2 separate regions of the Mus musculus genome follow, and region 2 is linked to region 1. A link is a contact called in ENCODE POLR2A ChIA-PET data. All regions are on one chromosome and are shown on one strand. Each heading gives the region's core, a stretch centred on a gene start or an enhancer-like site at or near the end of the contact. The rest is flanking DNA. Distances are from core to core; before and after follow the strand shown. Region 1 holds the start of Gng5 (guanine nucleotide binding protein (G protein), gamma 5). Region 2 holds the start of Ttll7 (tubulin tyrosine ligase-like family, member 7).

Evidence for each region. ChIA-PET counts read pairs that join two places held with the same protein, here RNA polymerase II (POLR2A).
Region 2: POLR2A ChIA-PET joins it to region 1 with 11 read pairs in Patski. The contact joins the promoter of Ttll7 here to the promoter of Gng5 in region 1. POLR2A ChIA-PET finds 5 or more read pairs at or near these places in 2 of 5 experiments (Patski and embryonic stem cell).

Annotation. Positions count from the first base shown.
Region 1 is chr3:146,497,003-146,503,255 of GRCm38, reverse strand. Gng5 (guanine nucleotide binding protein (G protein), gamma 5) reads right to left here and starts at 3,420. Exons shown (of 3, transcript NM_010318.2): 1 at 3,236-3,420. The coding sequence starts at 3,316. Spata1 (spermatogenesis associated 1) reads left to right here and starts at 3,463. Exons shown (of 15, transcript NM_001316756.2): 1 at 3,463-3,601.
Region 2 is chr3:146,848,341-146,854,593 of GRCm38, reverse strand. It overlaps Ttll7 (tubulin tyrosine ligase-like family, member 7), which reads right to left and starts at 2,227. Exons shown (of 21, transcript NM_001357217.1): 1 at 2,005-2,227.

The DNA.
Region 1 (6,253 bases), core at 2,171-4,670:
GACAGTGAAAGGAGAAACATCTATTGGTTAAGGTTCTGATGATTTTTATAAGTCTGGAAACACCTGAAATAAACATCACTTCAAAATAGCGTACTGCTAACCGTTCTATACTGGCTCATACTCAGGACACTAAGTAAATGAAACTGAATTGCAATGTTTTTTTCCTACTCATCACAAGCATCAAGCGACTCAATAGTATAATCCCATTTACCTACAAAGCACAGCATGTCTTGTTTTTATATGATGGGCTGTTCAACAAGCCCTGACAGCTTGGTTTGGGGAAAATAGAATTTGTTTAGTCTTGTGTAGCCCAGGCTGGCCTCAAACTTGCTATGCAGCAACTGCCTTAAACACTGAACATCTAAGCCTCCTGCCTCTTAGATGGTAATCTGAGTGCTGGGATCCAAATCAGGACTTTCATAGGCAAAAACTCTTAACAACTGAGTCACATCCCCCATTATCTTGTTATTAATATGTAGTATTAATAGTTCAACAAAAAGATCTTAACATTATAGGGAAATGGTCTTGAAAGCAAACTGGAAAAATGCCCATGAACCTAAGGTAACCAGCACAGAACTAAGAATTCAATGTTCTTTAAATTTATACCCATCCATATACTACCTTGCAATTAAGAGTGACATACACCTACCATTTTATATATATTCTGGTTAGGAAATACAGGATATAATAAACAATACTGAAGTCCTATTTGGGTTGTACTATATACACGTATCAACACTGCCAAATCACATTTGTGGCAAATACAGTGTTTCTTGAAGATAGGCTGCTCAGAAAGGTTGTTAGACTGGGCCTGAGTTTGATCTCCAGAACCCACATTTGAGTGGAAGGAGTGATCAAACTCTACAAGGTTGCAGCTCTCTTAACTCCCCGTGTGTACCATGGCATGCATGCTCACATACACACACCTTTTAAATTAACCAGAGCAGAAGTGCCTGGCTCTGTAACTTAAACAGTTGAGTTCAAAGCTGGTCCAGCTACTTGGCAAAACCCTATCTCAAACTAGCTGATTGAACACAAATACCGACACAACAAAGTGGATGGGTAAGCAGACACTGAAAAACTAAAAATGCACTCAAGCCATTTAATTCCTGTGTTTACTCTTAATCTCAGTTATCTCTAAGATTACAACAAATGCCTAAAACCCAGGCCCTAGATGATAGCTATATTGTGACCTAGGGATCAGTCACCCTGGATAAGTTAAACTCAGCTTCAATCTACCTGTGTTTGGCTTATACAACAATTCAGTATAATACGTCTCATGTGACTCATGGACTGAATATTAGAGGTTCCTGCAGTTCTTAAACGCTTGTACAAATAACCCACACCCTGCTTTGCCTCTTAAAAGTGGCTACTGTATGGAAGGTAAAGTATGAGTTTTCAGTGTTACAGCATTTGGTTTTGTTCAAGATCAGCAGTTAGCATGAAGTGCCTGTTAATTCCTTTCCCACACATTTCTCCAAGTACCACGATGTATGGACTGTATCTCTAGGCACAGAATCCTAGGGAAGGAACGGTGAGAAACCTAAGGCTGTTTGACTAACAGTGCTCCAGGCCGCTGGGGTGCACTCCTTTAATCCCAGCAGGCAGAGGCAGGCAGACCTCAGCTTGAGGCCAGTCTGCTCTACAGAGAGTTCCAGGAGAGCCAGGGTTATATGGAGAAACCCTGTCTCAAGAAAACAAAACCCAGCATTCTAAACAGCAACCTTGAGACTTAAGATGGAATGGCTGCTAGTACCCAAGCCACAGAGCAGCCACTATCTACCATCCAGGAGGTTGACACTGCAAAACTATTAGTCAGGCTTCCAAATGTCCTGACCTACCTGAGAGTTTGGTAAAAAAAAGCACTTGTAATTACCACCTAAACGAATACAATAGTAAGTTTATGCTAGCTTTAAAATGTCACACACAAAAAGCACCTAGCATAGGTGTGGTACATGGATGATATCAAATGGCACCTAACCTAATTTAGGAACCTAGATTAGACATGTAACATTCCCAAGTGAGATGAGCCTTGCCATGGAAACTTCAAAAACCTGTTTGTCTGTGGTGGCTCGAGTCATCCCAGTGAGAAGCCTTCAGAAGAATTAGGACGCAAGGCAAGAGAAGCTAGGAGGTAGCCACAGAGCAGGTAGGGTTTTCAAAGAAAAGGAAGTCCTCCTCTGGGAGCTAGCTCACTGCTTTGGGCCACCAGGGTTAAGTACCGCCACTGTAATTACTACACGTACCTGTCTTTATTTCCTCCCCCAACCCACTATTTTTTTCCTTCCTGGCCTACTTTATGACAGTTATTATATATGAATGATGATGATCAATAGATCACTTCAAATTTCAGAGCTCTAATCTGGCCAAGACTAAGTCACTTGGATGAAAAGTGAGAATATGATTAGAGTCCAAACCAAGACTGATTGGGCGTCTCCCTACCCTCCTCCTATGGTTACCACAAGGAAGTTGAGCAGTCTCTGACATTTCTACTTGAGAAGAAAGCTAAATAGAAGCCTTCTCCAAAAGCACGTTAGAAATAAGGACTAGCCTGCTGAATATAAAATCAAATCACCTTGGAAACTGGCAGGGTCTAGCAAGGCGACTTATATTCTTGTTTCTTTTTATAATCACCGGGAAGTGTTTCACATGTAACCCGACCTATTACGTCAGAAAGAGGCCAAATCCGTTTAGGAGTTGAAAAAAATAAACCAAACGGTCCTTAGAGCCAAAGCGTCTGAATGCCTAGCTGTCTACCAACAAGGACAGCCTTTCCCTAAAAGTCAACAGCCCAAGACCCGACCCCCCAACCAGACCGCAAGCTCCCAGGCCAGCGGCCAGCGGTTTCTCGGGTAAACAGACACCCCAGCAAGGTCAGCCGAGCACGCCGCGGCGTCTGCTGCAAACACCTCTTTGTTCGAGGCTGGACCCCCACAAAGGTGGAGTCCGGAGACTCCCGGGACGATCCGCAAACAAAAGTTGCTCATCAGGCCGCCATCCGGAGCTACCCAGGCGGACTCGTGTGTGTTCAAAGGACGAGGGCTGGGAGTGAGCCTGGGTGAGACGTGCGAGACGGAAGTCGCTGGCGAGACCCGCCGGGGCCGCCGAGAGTCGGCGGGCGGCGGAAGGGCGGGCCCCCTCCTCGCCCTCGGCCCACAGCCCGGCCAGAGGAGCCGCGTGTCGGCTCGCGCTTCCCCCCAACCCCGGGGCCCACCGCCCGCCCACGCCCGCTCACCTTCACGCGGTTGAGCCCGGCCTCCAGCCGGAGCTGCTGGACCACCTTCTTCATGGCGGCGACGCTAGAAGAACCCGACATGGCGCTCGGGACAGCCGGGCCGACTCGTCAGTCCGGGCAGGGGGCGGCAGGTCGCGGGACGGCGGGGGCGGGGCTCCGAACTTCGTCGAAGTTTCCGGGGCTGTGCGCGCCGCGCATGCGCGCCGACGCCCCCTCCCCCTCCCCCCGGGACGGCCGCGGGCTCCCCCCGCGCGCGCGAGAGAGAGAGAAGGGGCGGAGCGGCCGGTGGGCGCGGTGGCGACGGGGGCGGTGCGGCCCGACGCCCGGCCGGCGCCTTCCGCCTCTGGAGGGGCTGGGTAGGGCGAGGTAAGAGGACGCCCCGGGGCGGACTCGGGAGCGCGGGGAGGGAGGTCCGCGACCGACGGCGGGGTGAGGGACGTGGCCGCGCTGCCTCGGGGCGTCCGTGACACGTCCCAAGTCCCGCCAGCTCAGCCCTGTGTGAGGCGCCCTCGGGTGAACCGGCGGCGCCGGCCGCAGCTCGCCCAGCCCGGGGCCCAGGGCGCCGTAACGGACCCGGGCCGCGGGACCCTGGACGGTCGGAGGCTGGCCTGTCGCCGAGAGGTGCGAGCCGCCCCGCACAGCTTCCTGTTAGCCCTGTCTTTCTGGAATCTGTCCCCCGTGCTTTTTTAAAAAATAAAGCGTTCGCGTTCGGGGATCGTTTGCTCTTTTGATGTCCCTGTAATTGCTGACTTCGTGCTTGTAACTGATGAACCCCAGAGGGGTTTTCAGAAGGACTCAAAAGTTTAGTAAGATTTAAATTAGTCCTGTTGAGACCTAACATCTCTAAACAGGAGGTTCGTCGTGAGTGCTGTTTCTTTGGGATACTGAGAAAAATGACATGGTTTGCTCTGGGCCAACACATCGCGTTACTGAGCAGTTAATATCAGTTTGGGGTTTTACCCAGTCCTTAACAGTGACCATCTAAGAAACTTGGGTTTGAATTTAGCCCTGGTGTGCTTGGGCAAGCCGTTTAAACTGCCGAAGTTAAAACGCTCCCTGGATTTCTTGGAAAAAAAAAATGAAACGAAATGAAATTATATGTGTAAAGAATACGAAAACTGAGGCTGGAAGATGGCAGTTAGAGGACTGGGGAACTGAGCCCTCGTGCAGAGGACCTAAGGTCACACTTCCCACCACCCACACTGGGCAACTCAAAAGCACCAAGTCCTGGGCTACTGTCACCCTCACTGGAGTCTGGGAACGTTTGCATTCACACACGTACATTAATTAATACATAATTTAAAAAGTGAACGAACAAACCATATTGTTTGAGACAGGGTCTCACTTTGTAGTTCTGGCTGGCCTGAAACTCCATGTAGACCAGGCTGGCCTCGAAACCCACAGCCTTCCAAGCATTGTGATTAAAGGCTTGTGCCTCCAAAATAAATTAATTAATGCAAAATGTAACACAAATATTTTACTTTGTGCCTTGTTACCTGTAATGTATGCTAAAATGCAGATTTCTAAGATTAACGTGTAACTTAAAGTTCTACTTTATATTAGTTACAATAATACTTAAGAACTATGGAATGTGCTGGAAGACATTTCAAAGAAGATTTTACATGGTACAGAACCCATTATTAAGGAAATGTTGAGGAATAAACAAATTTGTCTTAGTCTCAGAAAGTTTATTGTTTTCTTTTCCCCAAACTATTGAGCTAGGAAACCAGAGTGTATTGCTGTCTCACACACCAGATGCTATCATAGTTTTATGGTATGTCAAATAAGCAATACATATTGGGATAGAAAGGAAGGAAAATAAGATTGCCTTTAAATTCATTTACATTCGAAGATATGAGTATTACATACAGTTCATGAACTATCAATATCTCCTAGTAAAAGCTTTTTTAACCTTCCACGATGTTCTAAAATATTTCAAAGGCTTTACCATGTGTTTACATATTAGATGATTAAAGATAGACTTTGTTATCAAAATGGGCCCTGGACTTGGTTCTAAAAAATTCCTACAACATAGGTTTCCCAATTTTTTTTCCTGTTACATACATGCAATACATTTCTTTCTATGGCTTTGCTAATATGTTGTTGGTATAATAATTAGTTTTCATTATTGAATATGGAACTTATAGGGAAATTTTGGTAAAGAAATGTTTGCAAAAGTGTTTAAGATAGCCAATGAAGATTTGTATTTTTAGTCAACATTTATGCATATTTTCACCCATTTTTCAGGAAATGGGGCATTAAGTATTTTTACTCTAAAATGTTACATTTCTGTCCTCCTATCTTACCACATTAGCATTCACCTTATGCTATGAGTTCTGTCTTAAACTCCGAAGGCCAAAATGCTAAAGCTTGATTGCCTGCCTGTGGACTATTGGAAGGTTGAGCCTTTATGGAGTAAGGCCTAGTGGAAGGAAGGCAAACATGCCATTGATAGGGGTATCAGGACATTTGCCTCTTCCTCAGTCTTTTCATTTCATATCAAAAGTTTCTGTCATGTGTCCCTGCCACAATGTACTATACTGCTACAGGCTCAAATCAACAGGTCAAGGCATCATTATAAATAGACTTCATTCATCAATTAGTACTATAAGACTTAAATATACCCTAATGGTATGTAGGTTCAGAGATGTCCCTGGGCACTTCGTTTATTTAACTAACACAAGTTACCTTTTAGGAGGGTTAGTACTTTATTGGGTCACCCGTGTACTAGACAGGACAAAACTCTCAGAACAGAAATAGAACCTGAATTTATCCTAATCAGAGAGATCTGTGTCTTTCTATCATCTGCCATAAGGTTGACTGTATTCTGATTTCTCTTAGTTGAAAGGTATTATCACTACCCGAATGAATCCAAGAACTGGAAAGAATCTTACGCTCAAGTCATTTTCTCATTATGACTGAGGCATAGACCACAGTGAATGGCCTTATATAGTTTGCAGGACTAGAACCCTGCTTTGCTAATGCTCAGTCCCTGTGATTGCTTTCTATGGAGTTCTG
Region 2 (6,253 bases), core at 978-3,477, 350 kb before region 1:
CGCCCTCAGTGGTATTATCTAAATGAAGCCTGCTGTTAAAAACCCTACCTATGACATCACTCGTAGGACATGCATTTTCCATTTTCTGCTTTTGGAGCATTAATAATCAATTTCTGCTTATTCATTCATATCAATTCTGAGGTTCCTCTGGGGATCAAACAGATTGGGTTGCAATATGCCTCACTAAGGTGCAGAATATAAATAACACATACAATGACATTCTAGAAATCACAAGACCACACACAGGGCCCAGCTTCTCTTACAGGTTTTGTCTGAACAGCAAATATAAATCTTTGTCCCCACGTTATGTCCTTACTTAGGCCATGGGCTTTAGTCTATTAATATCCCCTTTAACCAACAAAACAAAAACAAAAACTCTCCAGATCAATTGGTCCAGTGCTTTATAAGTGATGGACTAAATGGCTGTGTTCTTGTGTGCCATCAAACACTCTGCCAGGACTTGGAAATCCATACCATCTGTACATTAGCAATCTGACACCGGCGACATCGGCAAGAGTCACACATCTTAAAGAGATAATCCATAAATCATAAATGAAATCAGGTCAAAGGACCTGCCCGAGGAGAAGGAGAGACCTGGTGTCCACTATTTTTGCAGAAGGAGCATACAAGGTCAGTATGATTGTTGACTCTGGAGGGCAGAGCATCAACTAACAAAAGCACTTCCCACTGTTCATGACTCCATCCTACTGTAACACATACATGTTTTATTTAGTAAGAGAAGCAAGCACTTAAGAGTAAGTGCCTGTTCGGATGCTAGCACTTACCAGATGACCTCAAACCTTCTCTAGAGTTGAGCTCCTTAACGTATAAACTGTCACCTGCTATGCCAAGTCCCAAAGGTGTGACAAGCCACATAGCATCACTTGAGTCTCGGCTTATTTATCACCCTGCTGTGAGTGATTCAGTCTCGCACCCCATAAGCTAGATCACTGTTCTTCCTTTGAATGTTACCCAAAAACTAAATAGCCATTTCCAGATTGCTTACTGTGCTGCTAATTGATTCTCCCGAGGCTCGAGCATCCAGCATCACCCAAAAGCAGGTTAGGCATCTCAGGCCCAGCTCTCCGACAGAGTATTGTCCAAATATACATTTTTTTTTCTAGATGCTAAGGAAATGGACTTTTTCTGCACAGGGTCGCAGGGCAATGTGCAGAAAGTTTACAGGTTGCTGTCACTAGTGTTTGAGACTACTCCTATGAAAATTAATATTATACTTAATATCTAATAGTGCATAAGTGGACCCAACACTGACTGATACAGTAGACGATCCACGGATGTTGGAGAGAGGGAGATCTGGATTCAAATTCTTGTTCTGTGACCTTGAGATTGTAATTTAAGCTCTCTCTTCCTCACTTTCCAGAACTGGTTCTGAGTTGAAGTGATACAATTATACACACACACACACACACACACACACACACACACACACACACACACACGCCCCTAATATATGATATTACTCATGATTCCTATACATCTTTTCTTTTTTGAATCCGTCAAACCAATGCTGAATATAAGACAAATTCTATAAAAAAAATTTTTCAGTTTGGGGGGATGTTTTGATATCAGATAAAGTGGATGTCTAGTGGGATGAGAAGTGGAGAAAGGAGACGTGTGGGAAAAGAGATCTCACTGACACACTTTCAAGAATACACAACATGCTTTGCTCAAGCAGGTTGACACTGGGGCTGGGGACAGAATATCATGACAGCTCAACCCAGCGGGGGACTGGGAGTTCTGCCCACTTCATCCTGCCAGAGAGAGTCTAGAAACTGAAGTGGGACCCCACAAATAATCCCGACCAGTCCCCTCCTCCTTCTGCCCAAACCACTGGGCGCCAATGATGCTGAATCATGAGCCTGGCAGCAGCCGCCCTCCTCAGCCGCTTCCACCCTGGCAAGTCTCCAGGACAGGCACTGGAGGGAATGGGCGCAGCGACCTGGGGTGTGGAGGAGAGGGGCGGGGGCAAGGGCAGGTACTCACAGCTGAGGCACCTCTCTGGCTGGATCCAGTGGCCGGTCTCTTGGTGGCCCACACTCCCCGCCAGCGGCTGGCGGCTCCCCGGTCGGTCCACTCCGCGTGTCGTCTTGGGATCACCTCAGCTCGCCCACCCCCCCGGGGCAGCCGCGGTTCAGAGCTTAGAAGCTCGACCGGACCAGGAGCAGCTGGAGCAGCTGTCGTGCCCAAGGGGGTGGTAGCTACCGATGGGCCAGACCATTTGCCCACTGCGCCCAGGGGTGCGCATCGTGCATGGAGGTACAAGCACCAGGACCTCGAGAGGGCTGGAGACGGGCAGAAGAAACCAAGGAAAAGAAGGGTCCTCTACCCACAACTAGGCCTGAGCGCTAAGGACCTCCTGGACCCATGGCTTCTCATCTAGGTATGCAGAAGAATGAGCTGGGCTTTCCAGGGCACCCCTCACCCCGTCTTATTCTTGGTCCCGCTCAGGGAGCGTTCAGAACGCCTTTAACAGAGGACCTAGCAACGCAAGCTCCAGGGTGCCATCCCCTCCTAAGGGGATGCTAGGGGAGCTGGCCTGACATCTATCTGGGCCACCTCCTTCTTCATCTTGTGACCCAGACCACCAGGTCCCAAGTCCACATGTCAGCTTAACACACAGGAGTGCCTAAGATCTCGCAAAAGGGCTCTTCTGGTCTTTTATTACTATTTAGCTATATTTAGATAATAATAATAGAGTATCAAAAGTCAACCTGAAAGTAAGATCAAGTGAGCGCCCTTGCATCAGGATGTCTGAGGAGCTTAGAGCCCGCTAACAAAATCTCAACACGGAAGTTGGAAAACGTAGATTGAAGGGGTAGACACTTTGGACAGAGCTATGATAAAGTCCAGAAGAAATTCAAGAATAGTTGTGCTTTCTTGTTCATGAGTTCAGTCAGTTTCTGTTCATGATTACTGTCTTGGTAACCCGGAAATAATCGTTATCTCACATGAGATGAACCTCACAGGATAGGGAAAGTTCATAAGCATGAAATTTCTTTGACTTCCACAGTTCGTGCCCAGCCAGACTCACGTACGTTTCCAGAACACAATGGTTAACAACCAACTGTATAGCTCTCCATCTAGAAGAAAATTGGCAGTTACCTATAAAATAAGACTAGGGTGGGGTGTTTTATGTATCCCAAATAAAATGAAATTTCACAACTTAAAGTTACTGTTTCTGGAATAAACTGGCCCCTTGAATAACACCAATTGAGCACTTACATGAACATTACAGTGGAAGTATTTTCAATTCTAGCCTTCACTTGCTACTCTACTCCTATTGAGATCAGTGGGAATGCTGCTGGTTTTCAGATGGGGCTTTAACTGGCGTAGAACAGACGCTGACCATCTGGACTTAACACTGGAGGTGGGGGATGGGGGAAATACACTGTAAACCTTAACATAGCTATCACTGGGACCTGGGTGTGAGTCTGACCCTTGTGAAAACTGGGTTTTATGAAAGAGAAGAGATATTTGGGTATCTAAGATGGATGTCACCCTGGTGTGGAAAAGGAGACCAGAAAGGGGTAAATGGACGTTTCCCAGAAGAGCTGGGACATCAAAGTCAGAAACTCAATGGAGCATTCCGTGAGGGTGAGGATCATGATGCCAGTCTTACACTATCATTACTCTCTGCCTACACCTCACACTACACGTACATGTCAGACCACCATTCTTCCAATCTCAAGCAAGAGGGAGAGTCACTACCAACGTTGAAGCTCAAGACAGCATTTACAGGACTTAGGAACAGACATTGCTTTTCCGTATGGTGTGCTATTGGGATAAGGTAAACTGACGTTGCACGTCATCATAAGCATAGCCAATATCCCTAGAGCCCAGCGTTGCTGGGGAACCCAGAGAGCCAGCTCCCTAGAGAAGCCAACAGCTTCAACACAGGGCACATGGCCTCAGTCTCAGATAGGTACAGCTCTCGCCACACTCAACTGTTCCCCTATTAAAGGTGGCAGCAAAAGATTTCAAGAGATGCCTAAAGATAGAAATAGATATAGAAAGAAGGGATATGGCCTATGGCCACCTAGGGACCTGCTGTGTCTTGTGTCATCTCTAGCCACCTATTTGAAAGTTGATGTTCCTAGCACATATGTCTCTGAATGAAGAAAGGGAATGTTTTATGACAACTTGGGAAGTTGTCAAAGTAGGGTGTCACAGATCCTGCGCCCCTGTTCTTTTTCAATGTCCTGTAAACCTAAAGATACAGTAGGGCCATAAAGGGGAAAAATCATTTTCTAAGATAAATACATGAGGTTTTACATCTATGAACTACTTCTCTAATCCTCATGACAAAAGACAGAAGACTTTCTGTGGTGAACCAAGCTTGACTTACGGGAAGGATAGCTATTGTCCAAGGTTGCTTTAAACTTTACTTACATGTCGGTTAGTGAGGCAAATTCATTTGTATTCACAAACAAGCATGATCTGAGAATCTTTTAAAATGTTGCCTTGAAATGATGCTAAGAAAGGTGAAAACAGCGCTTGATGCCTTTGACAAAATTAAATCGTGGTAAGCTGCTCAATGCGGAAGGCTTATCAGAGCATATTCACTCCGCCTCTGATATATGTCAGATGAGGCCTGCGTTTGCACCATCCCAAATATTCGGTTGAAGATGTGAATCGTGTAGGTTTTCCTGGTCTGCCTTGAGCTAGTACTTAGTAAATGATTAGTATATCTGGGGTAAATATTACAACCCATCCATCATAGAGACAAAGAAACCACTAGTTAAAAATGGCAACCCTAGGCGAGAAGCTGCTTTCCAGCTTGAGCCAAGGCCTGGCATCCCCCTCATTTACCATTGTGGTAATCTGCCACTCGGAAAGCAAGCCGTGAGTTCCACACCAATCTCTTTCATACTTCTGTATTTATTTTTGGTTTCTTGACACAGTCTCGCTATGAATCCCAACAGTCTACCAAGTGTTGGGCATAGAGGTTTACACCAGTGTGTTCAGCCATACTTCGTTTGACATCTATTTGCACCATTCATTTCTGAGAGAGATGAGTCATTTCTCACATGTGAGGATTAGATGCTAACGCTCTCATGGGAAACACTGCTTAGGTTCTCAGAATCTGAAATGGGTGATAGTTGAGCATGCATCTAGCCAGTGACTCCCGAAAGCTTTATGCAGTTTTTCTCAGGAGCTTAGGACGAAATCTGGAATCTGTTTTGTGATGCCCCTTAGTTGATTCAAGGACACACACAGCTTGACCCTGAGCAAAACAAGAATAATAGGGAGCCCCTCTCCCTTCCTCCATCTCCCTCTCTCTCCTCTCTTTCTCCCATCCCCTCTGTCTTCCCCCCATTGTCTGTGTCTCCCTATTCCTCAGCCCGTCTCTCCAGTCTTCCGGACTTAACTCTTTACCCCAACCATTAACTGAGCAGAAAACAAGAAATAGTTATTTAAACTAAATAGAAACGTATCTACTGTGTGTAGAACAGCTTTCTGTGTTCTTTTCAATATTCCTTTATTGCACTTATTTATATATGCATGACCCGGCACCCGTATGGAGGTCGGAGACAAGTTAAAGGAGTGATTTTTCTCCTTCCAGTATGTGGTCCTGGGTATGAGACTTAGGTCAGCAGGCTTCATAGCAAGTGCTTTACCCACTGAGCACCTTTACCCAACCCAGAGAGCACTCTTACGGAAAATAGTGCTTCAAATTGTTTTATATGTGTATAATTTTTGGAGAATTGACGTGTTTATAATACTATCATTTCTCACCTAGAAGGCGATAGGTGTTTGTAGTTTTCATGCTCTGCGCCCTGTACCTTTCTTACTGAACTCACCTCAGAATGTTACATACAACATCTATCTTCTGAATCCAATGTTCTTCCCAAATCACTGAGCTATTTCCTGGATAGGCAAGGGCCAGTGTTCTCTGCAGTTTATCTTGTGTTTATCCAATGCAACCGAAGGTCGTGTTTCATCATGGAAGCCTCAAGAGAATTTTCTAAAAAGTGGGGAGGCCTATATTCAGGAAAGGTAACTTCATCTCTTTTCTGTCATGAATCCCTTTGTCTCATTGGTGGCTAGAGATGCCAGTGTAAGATTACGGAGGTGCTTGTGTGACTGACTCCCCATGATGCCTAAAGACGTAATGTTTTGTACATAAACCATTACTAGTGTGCCTCCCCTAATTGTGCTCATTTGCTTCCTATTTTGCTTAGCATTTCCTTTTCCTCTGCTGACTTGCCCTCTGTTAAATTCCCCTTCACAA